Regions from separate parts of the Homo sapiens genome. Here region 2 is linked to region 1. Evidence: read pairs that join two places in POLR2A ChIA-PET (ENCODE). Cell type or tissue: PC-9. All regions are shown on one strand. Each heading gives the region's core, and the rest is flanking DNA. Links, peaks and the distances in the headings are about the cores only.

What was found. ChIA-PET counts read pairs that join two places held together with the same protein. Peaks named below come from ENCODE experiments on the same cell type or tissue, not always from the same donor. Only the 100,000 strongest peaks of a DNase experiment are listed, where the experiment ranks them.
Region 2: POLR2A ChIA-PET joins it to region 1 with 12 read pairs; 2 of 35 experiments call an interaction of 5 or more read pairs at or near these places.

What each region holds. Positions count from the first base shown.
Region 1 is chr10:34,491,000-34,499,056 of GRCh38, forward strand. All of the region lies in intron 3 of PARD3 (par-3 family cell polarity regulator), which reads right to left. Among named protein-coding and RNA genes, the nearest start is that of PARD3, 320 kb to the right of the region's middle. In PC-9, for the core only: no CTCF peak of the experiment used is centred there; a DNase peak (open chromatin) is centred at 3,182; H3K27ac peaks cover 1,556 bases.
Region 2 is chr10:35,014,866-35,021,103 of GRCh38, forward strand. CUL2 (cullin 2) reads right to left here. Exons shown (of 21, transcript NM_003591.4): 18 at 1,327-1,529. Among named protein-coding and RNA genes, the nearest start is that of LINC02635, 45 kb to the left of the region's middle. In PC-9, for the core only: no CTCF peak of the experiment used is centred there; no DNase peak of the experiment used is centred there.

The DNA.
Region 1 (8,057 bases), core at 1,261-6,260:
ACAGCATTGCATATCAGCCCTAAGGGACCTCATGAAAAATACAGATTCTGAATGAATAGGTCTGGATGGGGCCTGAGACTCTGCATTTCCATCAAGTCCCCAGACGATGGAGTCACTAGCCACACCGGCTATTTAGATTCAGCTCCTCAGTTACCCTTGCCTCATTTCAAGGGCTCTACAGCTTCATGGAGTCAGTGGTCACAGGATCATCCAAAAACACATCTCTCTGAAATTTTTTTAGTATTAAGCAATGTAATTAATTTTTTAGTATTAAGCAAGGACACTGAATTTAGCTAAAGTATAATTAAATAACCATTAACTATATACTCTCAGTTCTATCAACTCAGAAAAGATCTGAGGGATTTCCACTACTTCTTTCTAACTTTAATTTGAAAAAGTTATATAGAAATAATTGTTTTTCTACTTATCAAACATAGGGCAAAATAATCTGCATTTTCTAACACCTCTTTGAATTTTTTCATGAAATATGTTTATGTTTGTCCCTCTTGGGAATGATAACACATGCACATGACTCCCCAAGGAAGTAAACAAATTTACAGAAGCATTTTTTTATTAAAGTGCTATATTTAGAACTAGCTCACTGTGACAATTCAAATCCTATTGCAAATTTGTATACAAAACAGGAAGTTTCAATAATAATCAAGGAAAACAATAATTCTCTATTTAGCATTTTAAGAAAACCAAACAAATGCTTGGCTGCTTTTTAATTGAGGAGATAAAGCACTTTAATATTGATAAAATGTTTCTGTTATTTAAGTAGCACTTTTACAACTCTAAAGCCAAGAACTTTATCCATAACTTTGCCAGTCTGTCAGACAACCAGGCAAACAGAATTCAACCCAGTCGTGGTTTCCTAGGCAACAAGCACAGATAGAACCACTGGGGGGAAAAAAAATGAAAACAAGAAAAAGCATCGCAGCATTTCCAGTAGGCTTAAGAAATGCATTTTAATTGTCAAAATGTCACAGACAACAATATTGAAAATCATTTCCTTGGAAATGATTCAAAGCAGAATGCCATTTTCATTACAGCAAACGAGGTGTGGAAAAAGAGAAAAATTAGATTCCCTTCCTTTGCTCTGAATTAAGTAGGGATGGTGATCAATCTTATTTGATTTTACAAAATGTATCTACATTAGTACGGATTTCTAATATGCCTCGTTAGTTTTCTCTGCAAACATTACCATACATTGAATCAACATAAAAAGAAGAGTCATCCAGGATGACGGGCTAGCACAGGACGAAGCATGTGGCTGAAGATCATCTGCTGCAAAGACAGGCTCGCACCTGCTCAGGTCTTAATTCACAGGGTAAACCACACACTTCAAAACACCGATTCAAACAGAACAAGGCTGTCCACATTCACGCATGGCTCTAGTTTCCTCATCTATAACAAAAAGGGCTTACCTTCTATCTTAAAAACTTCTGTCCCTAACAGCTTTTGATTTTTGGAAATAAAATATAGAAGGGCTGTTCTGTCTAGAAAGATTGCTTACAAAATAAATACTATATTCTAAAGCATTTTAAAACTTTTTCTTTATAGGACCTAAATATTGACAGTTAACCTTTAGAAAATAATATTTGAAATGTCCTACCACATGGCTATTAAAATGTCTAAATTTTACACCAGCTTTTGTAACCCTGATGGCATTTACTCTTATATCCTGATCAGAAACATTTACTTGGATTAACAGAAATGTGTTGGGTACCCTTAATCTACACTTTCACACGATATGTCACTATAATCTTGTGAAATCATCTGTATTTTCTTCCAAAGAATCTTTTCAGTCAAACACTTAGTCAATTTAGAAACTTAGGTCGAATCGATTAAGTAATTCAGTCAAAACTACCAATATAGTAGCTGCAGGCAAATATCGCTAAAGCGTTTTTCTGATAATTCACCTCTCAATGATTGGAAAATGAGGGAATGAATAGCAAAATGGGAATTCCAAGAACGAAAGTGTTTACCATTTTTTCTGTCTACCTTGTATATCCACAAAGCAAGATTAATGTATTATAATTCATTTTTCTGAGCCAACCACCTGCCACTGAACTTCATTAGATCAATGTTAATGCCTTAGTCAATCAGTTGCACTACTGGAGTGGTGTTGAGTATCTGGCTGCATTTGTGCATATTTCCCTCTGTGATACATACTTCTCCTCATATAAAAGCTAGTACAATGCAAGACATGCAAGTTATAAAAGAATAAGTTGATAATGCAAAGCAAAGTAAATGCCCAAAAATGGAAGCACATGCATACATTACCTTATTCCAATGTCTTCAATCAATTCAAAAAAATGTGACCTGTCTGCGTGTGGCACAGGGGATCTCTACTCCTGGCTCCTACCATTGCATGAGAGAGAATTATTAAATTTTCAGGAATTTCTGAGAGTTGATGGTTAAATAAAATTATTAAAAATTATAATACAGGCCAGGCATGGTGGCTCATGCCTGTAATCTCAGCATTTTGGGAGGCCACGGCAGGCGGATCACCTGAGGTCAGGAGTTCCAGACCAGCCTGGCTAACATGGTAAAACCCCATCTCTATTAAAAATACAAAAATTAGCTGGCTGTGGTGACAGGCACCTGTAATTCCAGCTACTCGGGAGGCTGAAGCAGTAGAATCACTTGAACCTGGGAGGCGGAGACTGCAGTGATCCAAGATAGTGCCATTGCACTCTAACCTGGGCGACAAAAGCGAAACTCTGTCTCAAAAAAAAAAGAAAAAAAAGAAAAGAAAATTATAGTACATAAACTTCCAACTAAACTATATTAAAACAAAGATAATACTCAAAAATCTTCACGTTCGAATTATTTTACTATATTTTATTAGTATCTACACACATGATGCACCTTCTCCATCTATTATCATGGAAATACCATATTACAGTTTGCTACCATGCATCTCATCCCAACTCAACATTCAGTGACATCAATTTGGTAGCCTGAATCTGGCCATAATACTCATATTTACACCATGGAAATGGGAAAATGTGACAAAGCCAGGTTTCTGCGGTTTTCAGAGAGCCGGCTATTAAACATTTCCCAACACAGCAGTGGATCTAGAGAACCCACACAAATTCCCTACTCTCCCGTAGTCACCAAAAATACACAGCACTACAGGATTATGTAGCAACTCTATGGAATCCGGAAACACCTACTGAAGAAACTGTTACTTGACCAGATGCCTATGGCATAAGTAAGGCTAGACAGGAGAGCACCAAAGAGAAGTTTTACCAGACAAAGGGAAAAGAGAGTGCCTAGAGTTAAGCAGGAAGAAGACTCATCCAAGAAATTCAGAGGCCCAGCGTGCTAGTCATGAGGTAGAAGAGACAAGGCTGCAAAGACACAAAACAATTCTTATACACTTGAACAAAACATACCAGTATTCTTAACCGTACTGGGAAGCTGCTGAAGGTTTTTAAGCATGGAGGTAGAAGGAAGAGAGATGTGAATTACTAAACGATCACTTGACTAAACTGGAGAATGGATCAAAAGACTGCCCAAGAAAAGATGCAGAAAAAGTGACCAGAAAGCAGGTCCAGTGCCTCCAAACTTTCTTGATAACATAGCCCTGTTAGGAAAATCTTTCTGAGCATGCAGCTGTATAGGACTTTTATTTAATGATCATTTAAATGCTCAATTCCACTAATACAAACATTATTAAACATATACAAGGAATAGGAAATTTTACAATGTGAGATAATAAAATACAGATATGTTAAGTCCTGATATTTTTTTAATAATTGTTGTTCCCCTAATCCCCATGTTGATCAAAGGTCCCCATTTGTTTTCCATGCCTCAATGGTTCTGCATCACACTTCACAGATCACTGATGAAGCCAGCTTTGGGAGATGAAATGTAGGATGCACTGGTAACAGGATTGATAAGGTCTGCAAAGCTGGAGCCAATTCCACTGTCAGGGAAGACCAAGCTCATGCTCAGACATTCCACACTAGGAAAAACCTCTTCAAAACTTAGCACCATGACTGTGACCAATTTCCAGCCCCCCAACCCAATTTGCCTACTGAAGACAACACAATGGTTGAGCCCAATTTCCTGGCACTCAATTTCGCAGGGGGCAAAAGAAAATGTTAAACTCATTGAGATACCATTGCTTCCTAACTATCTGTACCCATAAACAAAAAAAGCAAAAAAAAAACAAACAAAAACCCACAACTCAACACAAGCACAGTGGTCACTGTGTTCTGGCATCCTACTGCAGACAAGCAGATCTGCCCATCATTGCTTCTGACACCTGCCAAGTAAGACCTCATCCAACACACAGTCACAGTGCCCACAGAAACGTCAGGCTACAGTTCTGTAAGAAGTTCATCAGAGTCCAAATAAAGGAAAATCTGAATTGGCAAGGAGAACCCACATTTATTGGTACCCTTGGAAAGATTAATCACTCGGATAATCAAGGGTAGACTCACTACATTTTCAGACATAGCTGTGAAAACTGAATTTAGAGCCAGCGTGCTCCTGATGTTAACTTACTTTAAGCATTTGCAAAATAAAAGCAATAATTCCAAATAGTGGTCTCTGAATACCCTTTCCCATTAATAGGGGCAAGGCTACTTTGAGAAATGACTGATTCCAGGTATGGGGCAGAAAATATATTAGAAGAGCATGAAACACACTGTCACAGCAGAAAGTGAGGATGCTGCTACCAACAGCTCTCAGGAGTCAGCTTAGAGGGGTCTGGTTATTCAAATGTGGGGCAACTGAAACATCAGTAAGAAGAATAATGCAACCGGCTGCAGTAATAACTATGTTGATGTTTGTGAGTTCTTAATGATATCTTTTAAAAAGAAAAAAAAAAAAAACAGTAAACATGAACCGTGAGGATGTGGCCCCAGAAAACCAACTTATTTTTTCTGAAACCAATAAAGGAAGAGGCTAGCCATGGTGGCTCATGCCTGTAATACCAGCACTTTGGGAAGCTAAGGTGGGTGGATCACTTGAGCTCAGGAGTTTGAGACCAGCCTGGGCAATATGGCAAAACCCTGTCTCTGCAAAAATACAAATATTAGCTGGGCATGGTGGTGTGCGCCTGTAGTCCCAGCTACTTGGGAGGTTAAGATGGGAGGATGCTTGAGCCCAGGAGGTCTTGGCAGCGAGCCAAGATTGCATCACTGCACTGGGTGTCCAGCCTAGGTGACAGAGTAAAACCATGTCTCAAAAGGGAAGAAGAAGAAAAAAAAAAAAGAAACAAAAACAAAACTGATAAAGAAACAGATGAAATTAAGCATTTGGCCTACACTTTCCATATGAACTGTATACCTCAGAGTAACTGGCAAGAATAGCTGAGAAGGAAAAGTTTCTGTTTATAGAAATATTCCCCTACTAAATAAAGGAATTACAGTAATAACAGGTAGACAGATAAAAGATCCAGGTAATAATTACCAGGGGCTGCTCACAAAATGATGAACAACCACACTGTCCCCATCTGCTGATGGAACCATACAACAATGCCTGGAGATAATATTATTACAAATTGAAATCGGAGTTATATTAAGACTCTACATCCACCTATCAGTTTATAAGAAACACCGAGGTTATAGAACATGGTAGATACCACAGGGATGGATTCAGCGAAGTCAAGACAGGAGGAAGCTGCAGGAGAAAGCAAGCCCAATTTCAACGAAGAAACTGAAACACATGCACAGGGGTCAGGCAGGAGGAACAACCTATAGACTAAAAGAATCCGAAGAGATATATCAATCAAATGTAAGGTGTGGATTTCGTGTGGATTCTAAACCAGCCAAATATAAAGCAACATTTACAAAACATTCAGATATTTTAATAACACTATTACATATAGCTTAAGTATTTTTGTTATTAAACAGTACTATTTTTAACGTTTAAAAATAGTATACTATTTTTAAAATGTATACTAAAATGTTTTCAGAAGAAGTGACATGAGGTCTGAAATATGTTTCAAAATAATCCTGTTTGGATGAGTTCGTAGGAGTATAGATGCAGCAAGACTAGCCATAAATTAATAATTGTTAGAGCTGATAGTTGAGCTGTATGTTTAAAATTTTCTGTAATAAAAAATGAAATAATGTGATCCAGCAATGCAGAAGACTAGTGAAAAATATCCAATGTAGTAACACTAAATACCACTGGTCTTCCTATCTGTTGGTTCCACATTCATGGATTCAAACTGAATCCACGGACTGAATCTCAACAGATTGAAAATACTTGAAAAAGAAAATAAAAATAACAAATAATGCAAAAATTAAAAATAATGCAAATAAAAACAATATAGTATAACAACTATTTATATAGCGTTTACATTGTGTTAGGCCTTATAAGTAATCTAGAGATTATTTAAAGTGTACAAGAGGATGTGTGCAGGTTATATGCAAACTATTACACAATTTTAAATAAGAAACTGAGCATCTTCAGATTTTGGTATCTGCAGGAGTTCCTGGAACCAACCCCCAAGCGATACTGAAGGATGACAGTGAGAGCTTTTCCCCACAATTAAGGTTATATTTTTTTAAAGAAAAGCTGCCTGAAGTCACACGTTCACCATAATAATTTCTACAATATTTTCTGCACTACAGTGTAATAAATCTCTTTGGAACAGGTTGTGCTGACTTTATACAACATTCATTGAGAAGAGGTATGGTTTTACTGAAAAGAATTGCTAAATCAAGCCTCCTAAAATGCTGTTCCTCACAAGTTAAATGAGCTAGGAAGCAACATGAAATTTAACAAGATGATCAGCGGGTCAAGATGTGGCCTCAACTCAATTTACTTAGATGTGCTTTGACTATGAAAAGAAGTAACAAATACTATTGCAGTGTGATTTTTTCCATCTTTAAAAAAGATGAAACACAATTAATTATAATAAAGTTACACATGTAAAACAGTTGCATTTTACCCACACATACTTAGATCTTGGAAAATAATTCAAGGGGCACCGAAGTAATATACAAAAACCGTGACAAAGAAATGTAAAGAAGTGCTTTCCCCCCTCTCCTACCTCCTCAAAGAACTTCTTATATTATTTTGATTTCCATAAGATATATTACTATAAGATGTTCAAAAAGATTATATTTACCAATAAGATTGTAGGTAAGTAGGCAGAAAAAAAACAAAAATTTCAAATACGAGTAGCATAGAATTAAGCTTGAAACCCATAGGAACTGACAGCAAATTATAAGAAGCAGTCAGATGTAGAAAGAGACACTTCAGTATTTCTCAGCTTCATTTGATTAATAATTCTTTTAAAAGTCTGAGGGAGATGCATAAGTGTGGTATGTAGGTATTCATTTCAAAGACAGTGTTTAGGAAAATAAATCTAGAAAATAATCCACGGAATATAACATTTCATTTATTTAAGACATATTAGTCACTGTCCCATGAGTTTTATACACATCATTCTCATTTCATACATGCCATTTATGTCACGCTTTATTCCTGCTATGAATACTTGAAGTAAAAAGGCCACTATCCCCTGGGCACAGTGTTGCTCACACCTGTAATTTCAGCACTTTGGGAGGCCAAGGCAGGAGGATTGCATGAGGCCAGGAGTTCGACACCAGCCTGGCCAACACGGCAAAACCCTGTCTCTACTAAAAATACAAAAATTAGCCAAGTGTGGTGGTGCACACCTGTAATCCCAGCTACCTGAGAAGCTGAGACACAATAATCTCTTGAACCCAGGAGGCGGAGGTTACAGTAAGCTAAGATTGCACCACTGCACTCCAGCCTGAGCAAAAGAGCAAGACTCTGCCTCAAAAAGAAATAAAAAATAAACAAAAATTAAAAAGCCTACATTAATACTCAATTTCCAGCCAATAAATAAGGATAATCACTTACGTGTGAACATAGAAAAATAAAGGTAATGAATCACTGCAACACATACACACACTCCTACCTTTTTTAGACACTTAGAATAGCACTGAAGTAATAGCCCTGACTCTTGCATAAGAAAGTATAACACACATATCACCATTTTCATTACCAATAGATGGTGAAACATCATTTACTGTAGATGAGTCCAGAGGAAGACATAC
Region 2 (6,238 bases), core at 1,239-6,238, 520 kb after region 1:
GCAAACAAGGAATCTATGTTTACTTTGTCAATTTCTGGGCAGCAAAAATAGCATGTTTTAGAAAAAAATATAAAACCTTTAAGAATTTACTAGCCTAAAATTAGAAACCATAATTAATTAACCTTAAGAAATCCCTATTTTGGCCAGGCACAGTGGCTCACGCCTGTAATCCCAGAACTTTGGGAAAGACAGGTGGATCACCTGAGGTCAGGAGTTCGAGACCAGCCTGACCAGCCTGGCCAACATTGTGAAACCCTATCTCTACTAAAAATACAAAATTAGCTGGGCATGGTGGCACGTGCCTGTAGTCCCAGCTACTCAGGAGGCTGAGACAGGAGAATCATTTGAACCCAGGAGGTGGAGGTTGCAGTGAGCCAAGATCACGCCATTGCACTCCACCCTGGGCAACAAGAGTGGAACTCCGTCTCAAAAAAAAAAAAAAAAAATCCATATTTTGCTAAGATTCTGATGCCAGATAAATCATTTCTCAAAATTATGAAAACATTGATTTGAATTTCAGAATATGCCTTTTACAGTTGTTCAGTTATAGACTATAAAATGTCATCATAATCCTAGGGATGTCAGCAAAATGAATTAATGAGAGAAATAAACTGTAGGCTATTAACTTTACAAAAATAAAAACAAAACATTATTTATAGGAATTTTTTCTTATAAGCACAATAATTTGAAGGAGATATAATCCCACCTCTGTTGCATTTTTAACTATTTAAACATCTAGGATATACTATGACAACAAAACAGCAAAATCTTGTAACTAGAAAAAAAGTTACAGAGAAAAAAAGTAATATACTAATGGCTTGTTATTCTTGTGACAGATATTAAAAATATATGGTGGTTAAAAACAGATGACAGTTAATTGAGTGCTGACATTAAGAACACTTGGAATGGAGTTACACATATTAAATATGTGTACAAACAGACATCAACAGGCTGTCATTTCCTGTTATAGAACCATGAAATTAAGCACATTTATAAAACCAAAAACCTGGAAAGTCTTTAAAGGCTAGTTTCAAAATCTCAATTAATCAAAATCTTCCAGATGGCAATTCTTTTACAATTATTCAATAAGCTGTAACAGTATAGGACAAATAAAATCAAACTATAAACGGCACATGGCACCAACTCACACAGCATGCTCTGTGATGCCTTAACGCTCGCAGCTCTATGGAGCGTACAGTAACGTAGTGAATACAAGTGCTTTCCAGAGCACAATAACAATTACAGCCTTATTTTAAAACTGCAAACATCTCATGAAAAAGCTTTAATGCTGATGATGCTTAAATTCTTTGGAATATTACTACATACCTTTTCTGAATCATGGTTAATCATTTTCACATCAAGTAATGATTTGATTGTTTTTGTCAGTTCCTTTTCATTCATCTGAGTGCTGTCCTGAAGCTCTTTATAACTGACAGTTTCACTGTTGTTAAAGGCAAGAAGAACTGCCATTTGGTATGTTGTAACCATGGCTACATATGGTTTGCCCAAATAGTTCATTTTAACTTCACCTACAATTAAAACAAAAACTGACAGTGAATTGACCATTCAAAGAAACATTTCAAATTTACTTTATTTCAGACATTTTCTTCGGAAAGAGTGAACCAATAATTTTATTAAATTGTTGTAAAGCCACTGCTGTTAACAAGGTAGTCATTTTGTTTCTTGGGGAGGTGAGGATGGAAGTCTATTAGTTTTGAGTATATGGTATAAATCAGTAAAACTATCATAACTTCACCAGTAGGTTAAAACAGTCTTTAAGGCCAGGCGCAGCGGCTCACGCCTGTAATCCCAGCACTGTGGGAGGCCGAGGCAGACAGATCACTTTAGGTCAGGAGCTCGAGACCAGCCTGGTCAACATAGTAAAACCCCATCTTTACTAAAAGTACAAAAATTAGCCAGGCATGGTGGCTCATGCTTGTAATCCTAGCCACTTGGGAGGCTGAGGCAGGAAAATCACTTGAACCTGGGAGGCGGAGGTTGCAGCAAGCCAAGATCACACCACTGCACTCCAGCACGGGTGACAGAGCGAGACTCTGTCTCAAAAAAAAAAAAAAAACAAAAAAAAAAGTCTTTAAATATTAATAGAAATGCTAAGACTTAGGCAGAAAAAGAAAAGAACAAAAAACCCAAACAATAAAAGGAGGTGGGAGAAGGAGAAATGGACAGACAAAGGGCAAAGTGATATCAGCAACAGCCTCAAGTGCTGTCGATAGCTGGGCTCTCCCAGGTAAGGTTCAAGCCTCCTGGGAGGTCCACAGCCACATGGAAAATGCTTTTGAGGCCCTGTCTAAGCTGTAATTTCTGCCAAAATTAATGCTATTATGTCTCATAAACAACATTTTTCTTTCCAGTAACTTCCTAGAGGCAAACAGGTATGAAAGGAGAGACAAACAGGCAGACCCATTCTCTTGCTGAAAGTTGATAGCAAAAGAATCTGAATGTTTTCATAAAAATGTTTAATCTGAATGTTTTCATAAAAATGAAAAACATTTAATCTGAATGTTTTCATAAATATGTTCTATATGTGCTGGGCACGGTAGCTTATGCCTGTAATCCCAGCACTTTGAAAGGCCGAGGTGGGCAGATCACTTAAACCCAGGAGTTCGAGACCAGCCTGGTCAACATGGCGAAACCTTGTCTCTACTAAAAATACAAAAATTCGCCGGGCATGATGGCATATGCCTGTAAACCCAGCTACTCGGGAGGCTAAGGTATAAGAATCCTTGAACCTGGGAGGCAGAAGTTGCAGTGAGCCAAGATCACACCACTGCACTCAAACCTGGGCGACAGAATGAGTATCTGTCTCAAAAAAAAAAAAAAAATTCTATATGCTAAATGACCCTGGGAGCTCTAAGAGATAGAGCAAGTATTATGTATACTACAGTTCTGCAACATCCTGGGAGACAGCAGCATGACATCAGCACACTGAAAGCTCATAATGAATAATATGGCAAACATGTCTACACTCTGTAATGTTCCATACGTGTTTAAAAAAAAAAAAAAAGAAAAGAAAAAAGATGCAGATCAAAGAGCTGCTTCCTAAAGCACGAAGTTGTGGTTTGACGACTAACACACACACGGCCTGCATTATTTGATTGTTGAATGGATTATAAATGAAATTGGGCCAGGCGTGGTGGCTCACGCCTGTAATCCCAGCATTTTGGGAGGTGGAGGCAGGCGGATCACGAGGTCAGGAGATCGAGACCACGGTGAAACCCCTGCTCTACTAAAAATACAAAAAAAAAAAAAAACTAGCAGGGCGCAGTGGCGGACACCTGTAATCCCAGCTACTCGGGAGGCTGAGGCAGGAGAATGGCGTGAACCCGGGAGGCGGAGCTTGCAGTGAGCCGAGATCGCACCACTGCACTCCAGCCTGGGCAACAGAGCAAGACTCCATCTCACAAAAAAAAAAAAAAAAAAAAAAAAAAGATGAAATCAACATGAGATTTGATTTTAAAGCTCTTCATTGTTAACTCAAGGAAGCTGTATTTCTCATAAAATTACCCCAGAGACTGCATTTTCCCTCTCAAGGATAATTAGTAACTCTGATTAAGGTTTTCTGCTTTATGTATTCATTACCTCATTAAAGATTTTAGGCCGGGCGCAGTGGCTCACGCCTGTAATCCCAGCACTTTGGGAGGCCGAGGCAGGTGGATCACCTGAGGTCTGGAGTTCAAGACCAGCCTGACCAACATGGAGAAACCCCGTCTCTACTAAAAATACAAAATTAGCCGGGTGTGGTGGTGCATGCCTGTAATCTCATCTACTCCGGAGGCTGAGGCAGGAGAATGGCTTGAACCCGGGAGGTGGAGGTTGCTGTGAGCCGAGATCGCGCCATTGCACTCCAGCCTGGGTAACAAGAGCGAAACTCCGTCTCAAAAAAAAAAAAAAAAAAGATTTTAAAGGCTATGAGTGAATTCATTAGCTTAATATCACCATAAATGCAATATTATCTTGATTATTATCATTTATGCCTTGACATTTCAGATAAAACTGATATTTAGAAACATTTTTCAGAATTATCTGGATGGGAATACCAAGAGAAAAAATTCATAGCCCTCTAAATTTTCACAAAAGGAGGTTTAATATATTAAATTCAATATCCAATTCATAGAAACAGCTTGTGCAAAAAATTATCATTTGGAGTATACTATTAACAATTTCTATAAAAAGGACTCTTATCAACATTTAAGTTTGGAAAATGTAAGTAAAACATTACATAAATTGCATTTTGTTATTTCTGCAATGACGACTTAATCATATGCAGAAATAAGTAGAGAATTATGCATCAAGCACCAAGATGATTAAGTGGCACCATCAGCCAGGATGTCACTGATGCTGTAATATGCTGCCGTGGGTTTGAAAGCAGAATGAGTCTTCTGCCGTCTTTCAGCACCACGAGACCCAAAGAGCATTAGGAGATCATGCGAGGGGCCAAAGCATCATTTACTTCTTATTGAGTTCATTCTTTCATTGTGCCCTTTCTTGCTATTTTTCAATACTCTACCAGGGATCAGGGGTACACTGACCTCTTCCCACTTTTCTTAGCACCATACTCTTACTGAAAAGACTGGGGAAGGGGTGGGAAGACACGACAGGGGAAAGGAAACTTCAAACTTGGATGATTCATTTAATTACTGTGGTGTAAACACAAATGAGAAACAACAAGAGTGGTGATTTACCCTGCAGAATAGGTTGGCAAACCCTAAGAGACTAAAAACTAAAATAAAACATTCTGATACATGCATACTTAAAGTAAGCCAACAATAAATAATTCAAGCAGCATTTACAATGACAGGAAATAAAGAGCGGGCAGAACTCTCACAATAGTTTCATCCAAGTCACTCCCCAGTATCTGTGTCAGCTCTCTACTCTCTCAGGGCAAGTTGAAGGCATGATAGGATATCACCATTTTGCAACCAGTAATGAAACAACTGATTCTGGCAAGGATCATCAGTGGAGGCTAAAACTACATTAGGTTCCTGGAACAGGGTATTCATGCCAAAGTATCATCCCTCAGACTGTCTGCTAAGCTAACTGAAGAGGGGAAAGAGTGCCTCTACAATGGAGATATCTGGTGGTTACCGCCTTCATCAAGTGACCAAATTTAGCATCTCTAATAGTGAGACAATCTGACATTAGATGCCTTTGAAATATGCAATATGAAATACACAGGACCACCTATGAAATATCCTTGCCAATAATACTTAACTGAATATAATCAAACCTTTAGAACTAATTTCCACTTTCCAGAACATACAAGGAATAGAAAACAAATTTAAAAAAAAAAAAAATAAATCACAAATAAGTAATCCAAAGTACTGGATATTCTACAAGACAACTGGCCTGGTCTGTTCAAAACAGTGTGTCAAAGAATGCTGAGAAGTGGGGAGGTGGAAGGGAAATGTAACAACCAAATACAATTAGTGACCTCTGACAGTCAAGCAAGTCACCTTGGGACAGTCAGGGAAATTTGAATATGGACTGGACATTAGACAATACTAACATCCCTCCCTATTTTTAGCTGTTGGAATTATTTGAAAACAAAAGCAGGACAAATTTAGTCAATAGAATCGTTATCTTTTAAGGTATGCACAATGATATGGTGTTACTTTTATTCTGGCAAACACTAGTAACTACCAACACATACTATGATGTAGGGTTCACAAAATTCTAGCCTGATCCATACTATGTACTGTCTGGTGAAGTTTTTTTTATCTTCCTTGAGTTCATCATTTCTCAACGTGTCTTTCAGCAACTGACCAGCAATCTCTACAACTTCTTGCTCTGCCACAAATAAAACTTATTTATACAAAGACAGTGTAATGGTTTCTGTCACACTGTCTGGTTATATCTCTTTATCAAGTATCTGTATGTCTTTATCAAACTGTTCCTTATCGTTAATTCTATCCAAAGCCTTAGTCATAAATCCAGTGGAATTTTCAGGATTTTTCTCACTCTGTCACATCTGGCATCACAGATTGCTTCTTAAAATTCTTCCTCTGTTGGAAATACACTCTCAACACTCTCCTTTACGTAGCTTGGTTAAGTCCTATTCATTCTTTTTATTTTATGGGTTTTTTTTTTTTTTTTTCAAGACAGGGTCTCACTATGTTGCCCAGGCTGATCTTGAACTCCTGGGCTCAAGTGATACTCCTGCCTCAGCCTCCCACAGTGCTAGATTACTATGACCTTATTTAACCTTGATCACCTTCTC